Linked DNA regions of Homo sapiens: region 2 is linked to region 1. A link is a contact called in ENCODE Hi-C or POLR2A ChIA-PET data. All regions are on one chromosome and are shown on one strand. Each heading gives the region's core, a stretch centred on a gene start or an enhancer-like site at or near the end of the contact. The rest is flanking DNA. Distances are from core to core; before and after follow the strand shown.

What was found. A loop is a pair of places that touch in the nucleus more often than their neighbours do. ChIA-PET counts read pairs that join two places held with the same protein, here RNA polymerase II (POLR2A). Pooled maps may share reads with other maps.
Region 2: a loop to region 1 is called in a map of mammary epithelial cell, with 7 times the contacts of the local background. The contact joins two enhancer-like sites. A Hi-C loop is called at or near these places in 1 of 168 maps with a recorded cell type or tissue (mammary epithelial cell) and 1 of 50 pooled maps. POLR2A ChIA-PET finds 5 or more read pairs at or near these places in 1 of 52 experiments (activated T-cell).

What each region holds. Positions count from the first base shown.
Region 1 is chr17:58,531,400-58,538,263 of GRCh38, reverse strand. All of the region lies in intron 3 of SEPTIN4 (septin 4), which reads left to right. All of the region lies in intron 2 of SEPTIN4-AS1 (SEPTIN4 antisense RNA 1), which reads right to left. Among named protein-coding and RNA genes, the nearest start is that of SEPTIN4, 9.5 kb to the left of the region's middle. RefSeq lists a silencer at 6,003-6,452 and an enhancer at 6,550-6,864. Within about 2 kb of position 2,708, at least 2 of the 41 ENCODE cell types and tissues checked have a DNase peak (open chromatin) inside an H3K27ac peak, as active enhancers do.
Region 2 is chr17:58,955,827-58,962,690 of GRCh38, reverse strand. All of the region lies in intron 2 of PPM1E (protein phosphatase, Mg2+/Mn2+ dependent 1E), which reads right to left. Among named protein-coding and RNA genes, the nearest start is that of TRIM37, 150 kb to the left of the region's middle. Within about 2 kb of position 2,500, at least 2 of the 41 ENCODE cell types and tissues checked have a DNase peak (open chromatin) inside an H3K27ac peak, as active enhancers do.

The DNA.
Region 1 (6,864 bases), core at 1,459-3,958:
GGATGATCAGCCTCCTGTTGGCTTTTGAATCACAGGGACATTTTGCTCAGGTTGGCTTCCTTTACAAAGCGAAATCCAAAGCCTCTGAGGAACTCAGGGAGTTTCCACATTCATGAGGATGTTCACAGAATCCTAGGTCATGGGCTATGTGAAAGGAACCCTCCCTCGCTTTTTTTTAAAGTGTTCTGTTGCCCAGGTTGGAGTGCAGTGGTGCAATCCATAGCTCACTGTAATCTCGAATTCCTGGGCTCAAGTGATCCTTCTGCCTCAGCCTCCTGAGTAGTTGGGACTATGGGCACCAACCACTGCACCCGGCATTTCTCTTGCTTTGGGCAGAGGCTCGTAGTTGAGAAGAAAGAATTGTTGAAAGAATGGAGCAGAACTGCTGAAAACGGGGCAGGGCATCTCAGGAGGCTTTTTTTTTTTTTTTTTTTGAGACAGAGTCTCGCTCTGTCACCCAGGCTGGAGTGCAATGGCGCGATCTCGGCTCACTGCAACCTCTGCCTTCTGGGTTCAAGTGATTCTCCTGCCTCAGCCTCCTGAGTAGCTGGGATTACAGGCACCCGCCACCACGCCCAGCTAGTTTTTGTATTTTTAGTGGAGACGAGGTTTCACCAAGTTGGTCAGGCTGGTCTCGAACTCCTGACCTTGTGATCCACCCACCTCAGCCTCCCAAAGTGCTGGGATTACAGGCATGAGTCACCACGCCCGGCCTTGGGAGGATTTTTATAGCAGTTTGACCATTGTTGCACAGCTTCTTAGGAAGCAAGCATCTTACCCTGTCAGATGGCACCCTGTTCATTTCCAGCTACCATGGGCAGCCAATTCCAGAGCAGGATGGAAGGCTGGTGGCCTCTGGCTAAGACTTGCTAACCTGGGGACAGGGTAAGTTGACCAACTCATCAGGGTTTGCCTGGGACTTTGCTGGTTTTAGCACTGAAAGTCACATGTCTCAAGAACCCCCTCAATCCTGGGCAGACCAGGACAGGTGGTCACCTAATACAAGCTGTGGTGCAGTCTGCCTGGAAGCACAGAGGGAACAATGTCCTGGCTTCACAGTGAGACCTGGGCAGGTTACTCCCTCTGCCTATAAAATGGGGGCAGGAATATACAATGCTTTTCTCTCAGACTTGATAGCAGAGCTGAGGCCAGACTCCCTTAGTTCTTTGTTTTGCCCAGAATAGTCCCACATAGGGAAGAATCTGCCACATCCATTGTGGACTTTTTGGTGTATTTTCAGAAGGTGTGTGGTGACTGAAACCCATCTCCAACATCACATCTTTCTGCAGAGTAGTTTGGTGCTGTTTGAAATGGTGGATTTTCCAAGTAACAGAAACAGTGGGCCTGGGTAGATTAGGGAGCTTGGCTTCAGAGGCCAGGGTGCATACTTGGGTGAGGAAGTAAATCTGTAACCCAGGAGCCACCCTGACAGGTGCTCAGCCAGAGGAAGGCTGTCCTGAGAGGCAGAAATGGCCATGTCCCCTCACCCTCCTCTGCTCAGCTGCCTTTGGCTCAGCTGCTGTTAGGGGAGCAGCAGGAGACAGCTGCACCTTGGGGGCTGAATGAAGCCTGGAGGAGGGGGACAGAATGTGAGGCAGTTCCTGAGGGAAGCTCAGGCTGACACTGTGGGTGTCGCTTCCTTGGCACACCCACTGCCGGCAAAGTCATCTAGTTCCAGAGGTCTCCACAGTGGCTGTTTCTGGGAATTTGGGTCGGTAGGTCTGAGACCAAGCACCAGCTTTCTAGAGATGGTGTCTAGCTGGAGAAGCTGACTCCACAGGTGGTGGCGGCTTGGTCATTCCAATGTCAATTTAATCTAAGGCATTACTCTGGTATTCTCTGTCCTCCCATCTCTCTACACCTATTACACATGCACACTCCAAATCCTTTGGAGGGAAGGCATTTGAAATAGTCACAGTTGACAGTTACTGGTTTGATGTTGATAATTTTCTTATTAATGGAGATAATAGCTACCATTCATTTAGTGATCATGTTAAGTGCATTAGTGGGTTTTCATAGTAACCTATGAGTGGATTTATTCTCCCTATTTCACAGATGAAGAAATTGAGGCTCAGAGTTTGTTCATCAAAGCTGGAAGCATTTTAAGGAGCAGTCTGTCCCAGGGAGTCAACTATATGGTATAGAAACCCTTCTTCTATAGCCACGTCTCCCTGGAAAATACTTCTCAATATTTCAGCAGCACCTTTAGATATCAAGAATTGTGAAGGGAAAGGTTTTAGTGAGAGTAACATCTGTGTCTTTGTATGTGAACCACGGGGCTGGGAGGTGGGTGTGAGCTTGTGAGCAGCCAGGATGAAGGGCAAGTGAAGGGTCAATGAAGCGCAGAGCCTCAAGGCTTGTCTGGGCTCTAAAATCAGAATGGAAAACTAATCAATGAGTCCTTTTAGTCAATCCATATTGATCAGCCATCTCCTGGGGGCAGAGGCCTGGACACCCAGAAAAACATCACATCACATGTTTGCTGATTTGAAGTGAGCAGAGGTTAAAAGAAAAGACATAGTCCCTGCCCTTGAGGAGCTTGTGGTGAATTTGGTAGAGAAAAGTATACAGATGGGTCACTTGAAAGGGTGTGGACATCAAAGGACAAAGCAAAGTCCAATGAAATGAGTCAGCAAAGCTTCCAGCATGGAGGCATATGGAGGGTAAAAGCCAGGGAAAGACAGATTTTGGCTCAGTATAGTGAAGACTTTGGTAACTTGGCAGCCCAAAGGTTGAAGGGCAGTTGTTAGAATCAGTGAATTTTTGGCCATCGGAGGTATGTATTCGAGCAGAGGCTGGGAAGGCAGGGGAGCCTTCAGACATCTGGTGAGTAGTCACATTAGGAGGTTTGTAAGTCCTTTCCAACCCTGAGCTCCTATGGCCCTGCCCTGTTCACGGAGGGTGTTGGAAGGACTGTCTGCCCTATCAGAGTGGCTGGCTTCTAGCACCCTGCCAGCTCTGGAACTGCCCCTCTTTGCAGCCATTCAGCAGGTGCCAGGAAACACAGTGTTCCCCAGCCTTGCCACCCACACCTTATGCCTGCCCCCAGGATCATGGGACACATGGCAGCAGCTGGGGGAAGATTTGGGCTTAATGTATTTTGGTTTATTGCCTTTGTCCACCACAGACCTTGTTGGACAGACTTGCTGAGGTTTCCTTGAAAGACACAACCCAGTGATAGCCTTTGGTCCAAGGACTCTCTGACTGTATCGTCAGTGACTCATCTATCTCACTGGGGAAGGGATGTACAATTAGTTCTTGCGCCACTTTAGGGAAACTTAGCTACTGAAAGGCAGAAGTGGCCATTGCTAGTCATGCAGATCTGAAATCCTGATTTCCTGTGGTAATTGCTCTTTATTATCGGCTTTGAACCTGGGCCCTGGGATGGCCCACATGCAGCCTCCTTGCTTAGGTCCTGTGCCATACAACCTGCACCTATGGGTGGGCAGGAAAGACCTAGTGGAGGGGGCCAGGACATATCATGTTGGCCTGACCTAAGCAACGGAGCCCAAGACAGCAGGCTAGAGCTATGGTGGCTGAGCTGAGTTTCCCAGCTAGACACTCCCCTAGACACTTGGCTCAGATACCATGCCCTAGCAGTGCCTGGGGAGTTGTACTGTAGTCAAGGCCATCAATGCCTGGTGGGATGTTGAATTTTGAGGGAGAACTAGCGCTCCAAGAGTTAAGCCATGCTGAAGCAGAGTTGGCCAGGCCACCTGCTGGCTGGAGATGAGGAAGAGCACTCGGTAAATCCCCAGTGACTGACGCAAGGGCTGCTGTATCTTGGCCCTGCAGGTATTAGACCCTGCCTCCATCACACAGAATGTAAGAGCTAGACTTGGGAGAAGTCCAGTCTTCTCTTTCAGTGGGGGAAACAGAGGCCCAGAGAGGGCAAGGGACTTTCAGGCAGTGAGATAATAGCCAAGTTGGCATGGGACTTGTGCCCAGGCCAAGTTCTCTCAGAGCTCTCCGAATGCTGCAGTAGGTTAGCATGCAGGGCTTGTGCAGGTGGGATGGCTCAAAGTCAGTCTTCAGCTTTTATTTCACCCAGCATGCCTCATGTTAGGCCTGTGGTACAGTGATTAGAAAGAGATTAGACCCCAATATTCTTGGCTTAGAGCTAAGTTCCGTGGTCCCAGGACTTGCTTGGGGCCTCACTTTCCTCAAGGCAAGCTGGTACCAACCTGCTGCCTGGGCAGCAGGTGCCAGAGAAGAGCTGGGATTCCAGCCACAGCTGAGGATGAGCTGGTTGGGCTGCCTTTTGAAATGTGTCTGTGTCCACACTTGGAATTCAGCTGAGGCCACGGGGAGGGGCATGTTATAATAGAGGAAAACAAGGGTTTCTGCTGGGGCCTGTCTTCCCTGATGTAGGCTTTCTCCTTACCCTAGGCCACAGGACTCTGGAAGCACGCAAGAGGTATTCTTAGAGTGCATACATGAGTATTGGAGGCCCAGGGCTTTGAACAGTGGGGCTTTGTATAGTCCAAGCTTGACATTTGGGGCTGATGGTAGCAGCAGCTGCTGCTTCTGCAGACTTCCAACTGCCATTGGTTTCTCTCTTTATGTCTTTGTTTTCCTGAGTACAGCTTCCGATCCCCTGATCTACCCCAGGTCTTTTCCGGGAGCCTCTCTGTACCTTTAGAGGTTCCCTTTCAGGGAACCCAAGCTGCTGCCCCCATCCTACACGTCCTCCCCCTTCACTCAGATCCTGGGCCCTCTCCTGAATCACTGCATGTCCAACCTTTCTCCAGCACCTCCTGCTGCTGCCTTGTTCTCTTATCTTCCTCCAAGGCCTATAGTAGCATACAGCATATCCTCCTTCCCCCACTGCATCCACTTTTAGAAGGCCAGAGCTGTAAGGAAGCTTAGAAATCATCTAGTTTAATCCCCTCATTTTCAGGTATGGAAATTGAGACCCTGACAGGTGAAGTAAGTTGCTCAAGGCCACCCAGCTAGGAAGGTTTCTCCTCAACCGGCTGGCTCATGAACACCCTGCCATCTTCCAGTCCACCAGTGCCAAACAGCCAATAACATCTCCAGTAGCAGCCCCATTGTTTTTCTCAGCCTGATCTTACCTGCTGCCCCAGGCCCTCTTCCCTCCCCTGGCTGAGTTCTGACTGGTCCCAACCAGTGCTACTGGTTCACAGGTCAGACTGAAATACAGCAGGCAGGCCTCTGGCACTTCTACCAACAGAGAGGGCCGTGCCTGTGGGTCTCAGTTTTGTCCAGAGTGTATTCAGGCAGAAGCCAGTCAGCCTGCCATTGAGAGAGGGGTCTTGCGGGTCAGGAAGGGACATGCTTCTGGAAACTTCCACAGGAGCCTGACCAGCTCAGACCCTACTTAGCTCAGGGAATCCCTCACCAACACCCCACTCACCAAGCATCTGCCTTCCCCTAGCTGCTGCTCTGACCTTTCTGAGCCTCTAATGCCTCTAAAGCTTCTGGGGCATCTGTCCCCTCGGCATCTCACCTGCTTGTCAGAGGAAGAGTGGCCCAGCTGGGCCTGGGTCACGCCTGGGTTGGCCTCTCCTGAGGCCCTCCCCACTGTCCTCAGCCACAGGCAAGGCTACACCGCCCTGTTAAAGCCACTCAGCCTCTCCCTTCTATCCTTCCAGCAGATGATCCCTGGATAATTTGTGCAGCAAATCCTCTTTAATCTGTAATCTGGGGTACTGCATGAAGGGAACCTGCCTCTAACCTGCCCCTTCACAGCTCGGGTGGAGGTGGAGAATATCTGACATTCCCCTTTAGGAGGTGTAGTGATCAGTAACTTGGGCATCAGCCGGATTCACTTTGTGAAAACCTTGTTGAATCCCTGCGGTAACTAATGGTTTCTCTCCAACTCATGCAGCAACTCCCCCTCCCTTCCAAAGGCGTCTCCTTCTGGGGATGTCAGGTGGGCCGTTCCTTTTTCTTTGGGAACTGGCTCAAGCCCCCGCGGTGCTTCTGGAGCTGAGTAAAAAAGAGCCAGGTGTCCAGTGCAGCCCGGGGACGAGGAGCTGAGGCTCCCCGCTCTGTCCTGGGTGACTCTGCATACTCTGCGCATCCGGGGGTCGCGGGCTGCGAGGCCGGCCCCCAGCTGGGCACCCCGACCCACTTCGCGCCGGCACCGCTAGCAGCTGAGGTACAGGCCCCGCCCCGGGGCCGACTCGCTCCGCCCCCGCCGCCGGGCCCCTCCCGCAGCGGTCCGCACTCGGGGAGGCGGGAGGGTGACGGCGGTGCTGCGAGGTCGGCGCGCAGCTCCGCCGCGGGTCGCTCGGGCGCTGTCCAGGCGGAGCCGGCCCCGCCCGGGCTGCAGCCATGGTAAGGCAGGCAGGCAGGCGGGCGGGCGCGGGGCAGGGCTGGGGTGCGCAGGGCCGGTCGCTCCCGGGCGGCTGCAAGGGGACCCGCGGCACCGCAGCCGCGGCTGTGCAGGGTGGGAGGCGCCGTCGCCGGCCCCGGGCACAGGCTGGCACTGCTGCCGGGCGGCGGTGCGTCGCTGCTCCCAAGTTTTTCCCTCTGAGCAGCCACGGAGTGGGCGCCAACCCCTGGGTGATGCCTGCGCTCTAGGACGAAGGGGTGGGTCCGTGCTGAGGGAGGTGCCCGCTGGTGGAGACGCGCTTGTTGGGCTGGGGAAGGCGCATCAGTAATAAGCGGAGGTGAGGGTCCCCATCCTCGCCTGGGTCAGCTTTTACCTGAGTAACCCCTCCTCACCCACCTACCCTGGGCACAGGGGCCAGTACCAACTTCATTTGGAAAACGCAGAGGAGGCCCACAAACACTGCCTGCCTCACCAGGAGGGATGGTAAGACGCTTGGCCCCTCCTTCCCTCAGCCTGACAAGGGGCAGTCCCTGGCCCTTTCCCAAAGGGACCCCAGAGAGGGG
Region 2 (6,864 bases), core at 1,251-3,750, 420 kb before region 1:
CAATAGACAATCCAACATTTTGATTGTTTTGAGCAACTCCAATTTTTATTTAAGCACTAGCTGCCAGAGACTATTTCTTCCAGCCAGCAATTACCTGCTTGTATCACTGCAACCTATCTGGTCTCTGCAGCAGTATAGGCCCCCAAATGCAGACCCTGAGATGGATGTGTCCTCATCTGACATAGCCATAACAGGATTACAAAACAATCAAGTGAATTTAGAAACTTTGAGGGAGAATGGAGTAGGGTGAAACGAATAACATATTAACTATCAGGATAGTTCCCAGATAATAATATAAACTATTATATCATTCTTTGGCTTGTATATTACTCTTATGTAGATCTGCATTGTCAAGTACAGTAGCTACTAACTACATGTGGTTACATTTTTCTTTTTTTTTTTTTTTGAGATGGAGTTTCACTCTTGTTGTCCAGGCTGGAGTGCAATGGCACAATCTCGGCTCACCACAACCTCCGCCTCCCAGGTTCAAGGAATTCTCCTGCCTCAGCCTCCCGAGTAGCTGGGATTACAGGTATGCACCACCATGCCCAGCTAATTTTGTATTTTTAGTAGAGACGGGGTTTCTCCATGTTAGTCAGGCTGGTCTCGAAATCCTGACCTCAGGTGATCCACTCGCCTTGGCCTCCCAAAGTGCTGGGATTACAGATGTGAGCCACCACGCCCGGCCATGGTTATTTAAATTAATCAGTAGGGTGCAGTGGTCCCAATGTGCCAACAGCTCCAGCTACTTGGGAGGCTGAGGTGGGAGAATTGCTTGAGCCCAGGAGTTTGAGGCTATAGTATGATATGATAGCTCCTGTGAATAGCCACTGCACTCCAGCCTGGCCAACATAGCAAGACCCCATCTCTAAAAAAGTAAGTTAAAATTAAATAAAATTTAAAATTCAGTTTTTCGGTCACATTAGCTCTATTTCAATTGCTCGATAACCACATGTGGCTAGTGGCTCCCACATAGGGCAACACAGGTAGGGAGCATTTCCATCATTGCACTGTCTATTGGACAGAGCTGGTATAGACAGATTAACTTGGTTAGAGGAAGTAATATCAGTTTCCTCTAACATTGGTAAATCACTAGATCTGTTCATACCACTCCCAGTTGCTCCTTCCCCTGTGTTCCCATTATACTTTGTTCACGCTGTCTATTAAAGCTCTTAACCACTTTTGGTAATAATAAATAACATTTACTGAGTATTTGCTACATTCTATGCCTCTAGAACATTTCACAAATAGGTAACATCATTCTCAATCCTAGGTCTGTCTGACTCAAAAGTCCATGTTCTTCATCTCCAAATTAGACTGCAGATACAGACTGTCTTAATTGCCCTTGACAAGCCATAGTATAGTACCTAGCAGATAGCAGGGTCTACATTAGATGCTTGTTGAAAAAATAAATATGTAAACTGTTATATAAATTAAATAACCATTAAAATATTAAACATTTATATGCTTCTTGATTGTGTTCTGCTTCACTCATCTCAGCATCTATTTCTATAATGCTACCATTCTCTTTAAGTTACCATAACTTTAAAATGTTTTAATATCGGGAGGTCTAGTTTTCCTACCTATTACTCTTAATTTTAAAGGATGTCACTTGGGTAGTTTTATGTTTATTTTTCCAGATGAACTTTCTAAACATTTTGACAAGTTTGGGCAGAAAAACCTGTTGCTATTGTGTTTGGGATCACATTAAATTTATAGATTTGGAAAAAATATATATCGTTTCATATTGAGTCTTTTCCAGGAAAAAATTATATTGTTTTTTAAATTTAAATCCTTTTTATGTTGCTCAATAGAGTTTTAATAAGTCCTTCATATTTCTTAATCACTTTATTCCTGGTTATTTATTTGCCATTTTTAATCAGACTTTGCTTTATTATAATTATTTTTCTTTTTTTTTTTTTTTTGAGACAGAGTCTTGCTCTGTAGTCCAGGTTGGAGTGCAGTGGCGTGATCTCAGCTCACTGGAACCTCCGCCTCCTCAATTCTCCTGCCTCAGCCTCCCGAGTAGCTGGGATTACAGGCGTCCACCACCACATCAAGCTAATTTTTGTATTTTTAGTAGAGACGGAATTTCACCATGTTGGCCAGACTGGTCTCGAGCTCCTGACCTCAAGTGATGTACCCTCCTTGGCCTCCCAAAGTGCTGGGATTACAGGCATGAGCCACCGTGCTGGCCAGAACTTTGCTTTAATTGTTATTTAAAACTAGCAAACATTGCTTTTTCTTCCAATAACATTTCCTTCTTTCTTTACTCTGAAACCCTGTGATTCAGGTTTAGCCAGTTAGACAACCCCATTCCTTTGGCCAAAAGTGATTAGTTCAGGAATGGGAAACCATCCAAGTTGGACCAATTAGAGTAAATCCTGTGGCTTCTGTAAAAACAACTGAGAAAATCTACTCTTGTTTTCCTGCTCAACTTGAGTTTGGAGAGATGAAGACCTGGGTTCCTAGCAAGTCATACTGCCACCTCATGGAGCCTGAAAACAAAATCAAAGTGAAAGAAAGTACAGCTGAGAGCTGGAGAAATGCCAGGTTCTGTTGAGATCACTTGATGCCTTGAATCTACCTGTGTATCCCTTATCCTGGAAGGTAGTCAATACATTCTGTTTTGCTGAAGACAACTAAAGCTGTGTTTGTAATCATGTACAACTGACAAATTCCAGAATATACATTAAGCATAAATGTGACGTCCAAGATATATCCATCTAGGCCTACTTTATAAAGAATATTTTAAAATTTAGGAATGATATTAAATTTTATCAAATGTTTCTTTTGGCTTCTTTAGAGATTACTGTTTATTTTTATTTTCCCCCATTAATATAAAAGTTGTGCTATAGACTTCCCAATATTTTGTTCTTGAAGTTTTGTTCACTGCTGTTTCCCTAGTATTATACATATATAGTAGCATATATAGTAGGCCCTCAATAAAATATTCAGTGAATGAATTAACTGCTGTACTCAATATACAAATATTTTACTTAAGATTTTTTTTTTTTTTTTTTAGGCTGGGTGCAGTGGCTCACGCCTGTAATCCCAGCACTTTGGGAGGTCAAGGCCTTTTTTTTTTTTTTGAGACAGAGTCTCACTCTGTCACCCAGGCTAGAGTACAGTGGCGTGATCTCAGCTCACTGCAAGCTCCACCTCCCAGGTTCACTCCATTCTCCTGTCTCAGCCTCCTGAGTAGCTGGGACTACAGGCGCCCGCCACCATGCCCAGCTAATTTTTTGTATTTTTAGTAGAGACGGGGTTTCACCGTGTTAGCCAGGATGGTCTCGATCTCCTGACCTCGGTATCCGCCCGCCTCAGCCTCCCAAAGTGCTGGGATTACAGGCATGAGTCGTTTTTTTTTTTTTTTTTTTTGAGACGGAGTCTCACTCTTGTTGCCCAGGCTGGGGTGCAATGGCGCAATCTCGGCTCACTGCAACCTCCGCCTCCTAGGTTCAAGTGATTCTCCTGCCTCAGCCTCCCAAGTAGCTGGGACTACAGGTGTACGCCACCACACCCGGCTAATTTTTGTATTTTTAGTAGAGATGGGGTTTCACTATGTTGGCCAGGCTGGTCTCGAACTCCCAACCTCAGGTGATCTGCCTGCCTCGGCCTCCCAAAGTGCTGGGATTACAGACGTAGCCACCACACCAGGCCTACTTAAGATTTTTTTATGTTGACAACTAAGACTCGTCTCTCATTTCCTTTTTTAGTCTTGGGTAGGTTCTGGTATCAGTGTTATGTTATGCAAATTTTCCTTCTTTTTCCGTGCAGTTGGAGCATTCATTTTAAAAGGGATTGGGGCTGGGCACAGTGGCTCATGCCTGTAATCCCAGCATTTTGGGAGGAAGATTCTTGAAGGAAGAGCGAGACTCTGCTCAAAAAATAATAAATAAATAACTATATAATAAAAAAAAAACCATTGGAATTATCTGCCTTTGCATTTGAAAATGTTCACCTCACTTGTAGAGTCACCTACTCCATGGCCTTTTGTGAGGACTGTCCCTCGATAATTTTCTCAATCTCTTTCTTCTTAGGTAAACTTTGTTAATTTATTTTTTTTTTCTAGAAGACATCCAGGTTTTCAAATTTATTTACAAAAACTTTTTATTATTTTTAAATTTCCTCTGTATTAGTGATCATTTTCCCTTCTTGTTTTTAATTTTTACAGTAGGCTGGGCTTAGTGGCTCACGACCATAAACCCAGCACTTTTAGGAGGCCAAGGCAGGAGGATCACTTGAGCCCAGGAGTTCAAGACCAGCCTAGGCAACATAGCGAGACCCTGTCTCTACAAAAAATACAAACATTAGCCGAGCATGGTGATGCATGCCTGTAGTCCCAGCTACTCATGAGGCTGAGGTGTGAGGATTGCTTGAGCCTAGGAGGTAGAGGCTTCAGTGAACTGTGATCATCCCACAGCCCTCCAGCCTGGGTAACAGAGGGAGACCCTTTCTCTCTCTAAAAAAAAAAATAAATAAAAATAAAAATAAAAATAATAATTTTTACACTGTGATATTTCAAATTGGTTTTTTGGGTTGTTGTTGTCATTGTTTGAGACAGGGTCTCGCTCTGTTGACCGGGTTGTAGTACACAGCTCACTGTAACCTTGAACTCCTGGGCTCAAGTGATTCTCCTACCTCAGCCTCCCAAGTGGCTGGGGCTACGGGTGCATGCCACCATGCCCAGCTAATTTTTAAATTTTTTGTAGAAACAGTGCCTCACTATATTGCCCAGGCTGGTCTCAAACTCCTGGCCTCAAGTGATCCTCCTGCCTTGGCCTCCCAAAGCACTGGCATTACAGGCATGAGTCACCAACAGCTGGCCCTCAAATTGGTTTTAGGTTGTCTGGACAAAAGTTGTATCTACCAAACTAAATGTGTACCAAGTGAGATATCCAAGGTCACTTAGCAAACATTCTGTTAGGGATAATGTAAACATGAAAAGAAATTTAAGGATTTTTTTTTTTAAGACTGTTTTTGGAAACAACCAAGAGGAGAGACAAAAGGCACTTCAGTGAGGACTTTAAGCCAGTGACAGCAGGTCTTATTCAGTATGCTCATTTCCTACTCTGATGTATGGATAAACACAATATGCCCCATAGAGATTCTCTGTGGTGCAGTTCACACTAAGTGATTGGGGTTAAATAAATACAAGATTTCCAAATAGTTTAGAATAATAGTAGATCAGTCTGAATCACAGCAGTCGTATGGAGACATTATTAGGTAATCTCTTGGAAAAATAAAAAATCAGAATAACCAATTATATCCACCAAAAGAAAACACTTCATTTCACTTTTGCTATCTTAAAGGGATCAAAAAATTCTTCCAAAGTAGGCATGTAGGGCAACACTGCAATCTTTCTAGATTAAGTATTCTCCTTCTGCAGGGAGTAGCGTAAGACATCAGTATATAAATAATTGCTGCTTGAAATGGAAAAATAAAATAATAAAGGGATGCAAAAAACTGTCCAAAGTAGCAGTCCACCCCCTCACAGCTGTAAATTACTCATCAGTCATTAATGTCATTGTTCTGAGCTGGAGTTGAATCAGCCATTACCCTGGCTGGAGTGAAGCAGAATTTAATCTATCTTTTCATTATAAGGCTTTTACTCTATGCATCAGTAGCAGAGGAAAAACCAATGCTTTATAGCAAGAATTCTATCCAACTTGACTCTGGAACAATTTGGTTCTAGGTGAATCAGTTACTGTCAGTAAAAACAAGAAGAGTAATTCCTTCCTTGCCGATTTTCTGTCACAAACAATCTACAGAGATAAAGGAAGAACAGAAATGTTTACTTTTATATTTGCCTCACATTCTCTTCAATCTAGCTACTCAGATTCATTAACATATGCTTTGCTCCATATATACCATGATTAAAGGCAAATGCTTTAAATAGAACAAACCGTATGAAATATTAAAATTTCTTAACAATTTTGAGTAGTAATTCTCTAATTTTTATAAAAATATTTTCTTTGATCCTGTCAAATATGTATAAGCCTAAGACATTAATAAACATGACTTCATTAAGAAATAGAGCCTCATAATTTATCTGGAAAAAAATGTACAATGACCTATGCAATTAAATCACATTTGCATATCTATCATAAAGAGCTCTATTTACTGGTAGATATAAAATTTAATATAATTAGTGAGAAGTTGTGTTACAACTGATTTCTTGAATTTTTGTATCTTTTAACTTGATACAAAGTTAAGGTTTTTTTTTTTGTTTTTTGTTTTTTGTTTTTTTTTGAGACAGAGTTTCACTCTTTCTCCCAGGCTGGAGTGCAGTGGCGTGATCTCGGCTCACTGTAACCTCCACCTCCTGGGTTCAACCAATTCACTTGCCTCAGCCTCCCGAATAGCTAGGACCACAGGTGTGCACCACTACACCGGCTAATTTTTGTATTCTTTTTAGTAGAGATGGGGTTTCACCATGTTGGCCAGGCTGGTCTCAAACTCCTGACCTCAGGTGATCTGCCCACCTCAGCCTCTCACGCTGGGATTACGGGTGTGAGCCACTGCGCCTGGCCTAACTTGGATTTTTAAAGGTAAGCTAAACATTTCAAATAGGTTTTGCTCGAATTCTCCCTCACCCACTCATCTTTTTTGTAATATCTTCACATTCCTCACTTTAATCTTTCCATTCATGTAGGTATCACTTATGACAATCTCCTGTTGCTCCAGTTACCTTCTAAATACTACTCTACCTTTTTCAAAATACACATGTATTTTTCTCTTCTTCCCTTCCTTTTATTGATTTATTTGAAAAAAGTTGCATTTTTTCTCCCCTGCTACCACTACATAAACAACCAGCAGGTAAATGTAATTAGATTTAGTATTTTGCAGATATTTTCTGTG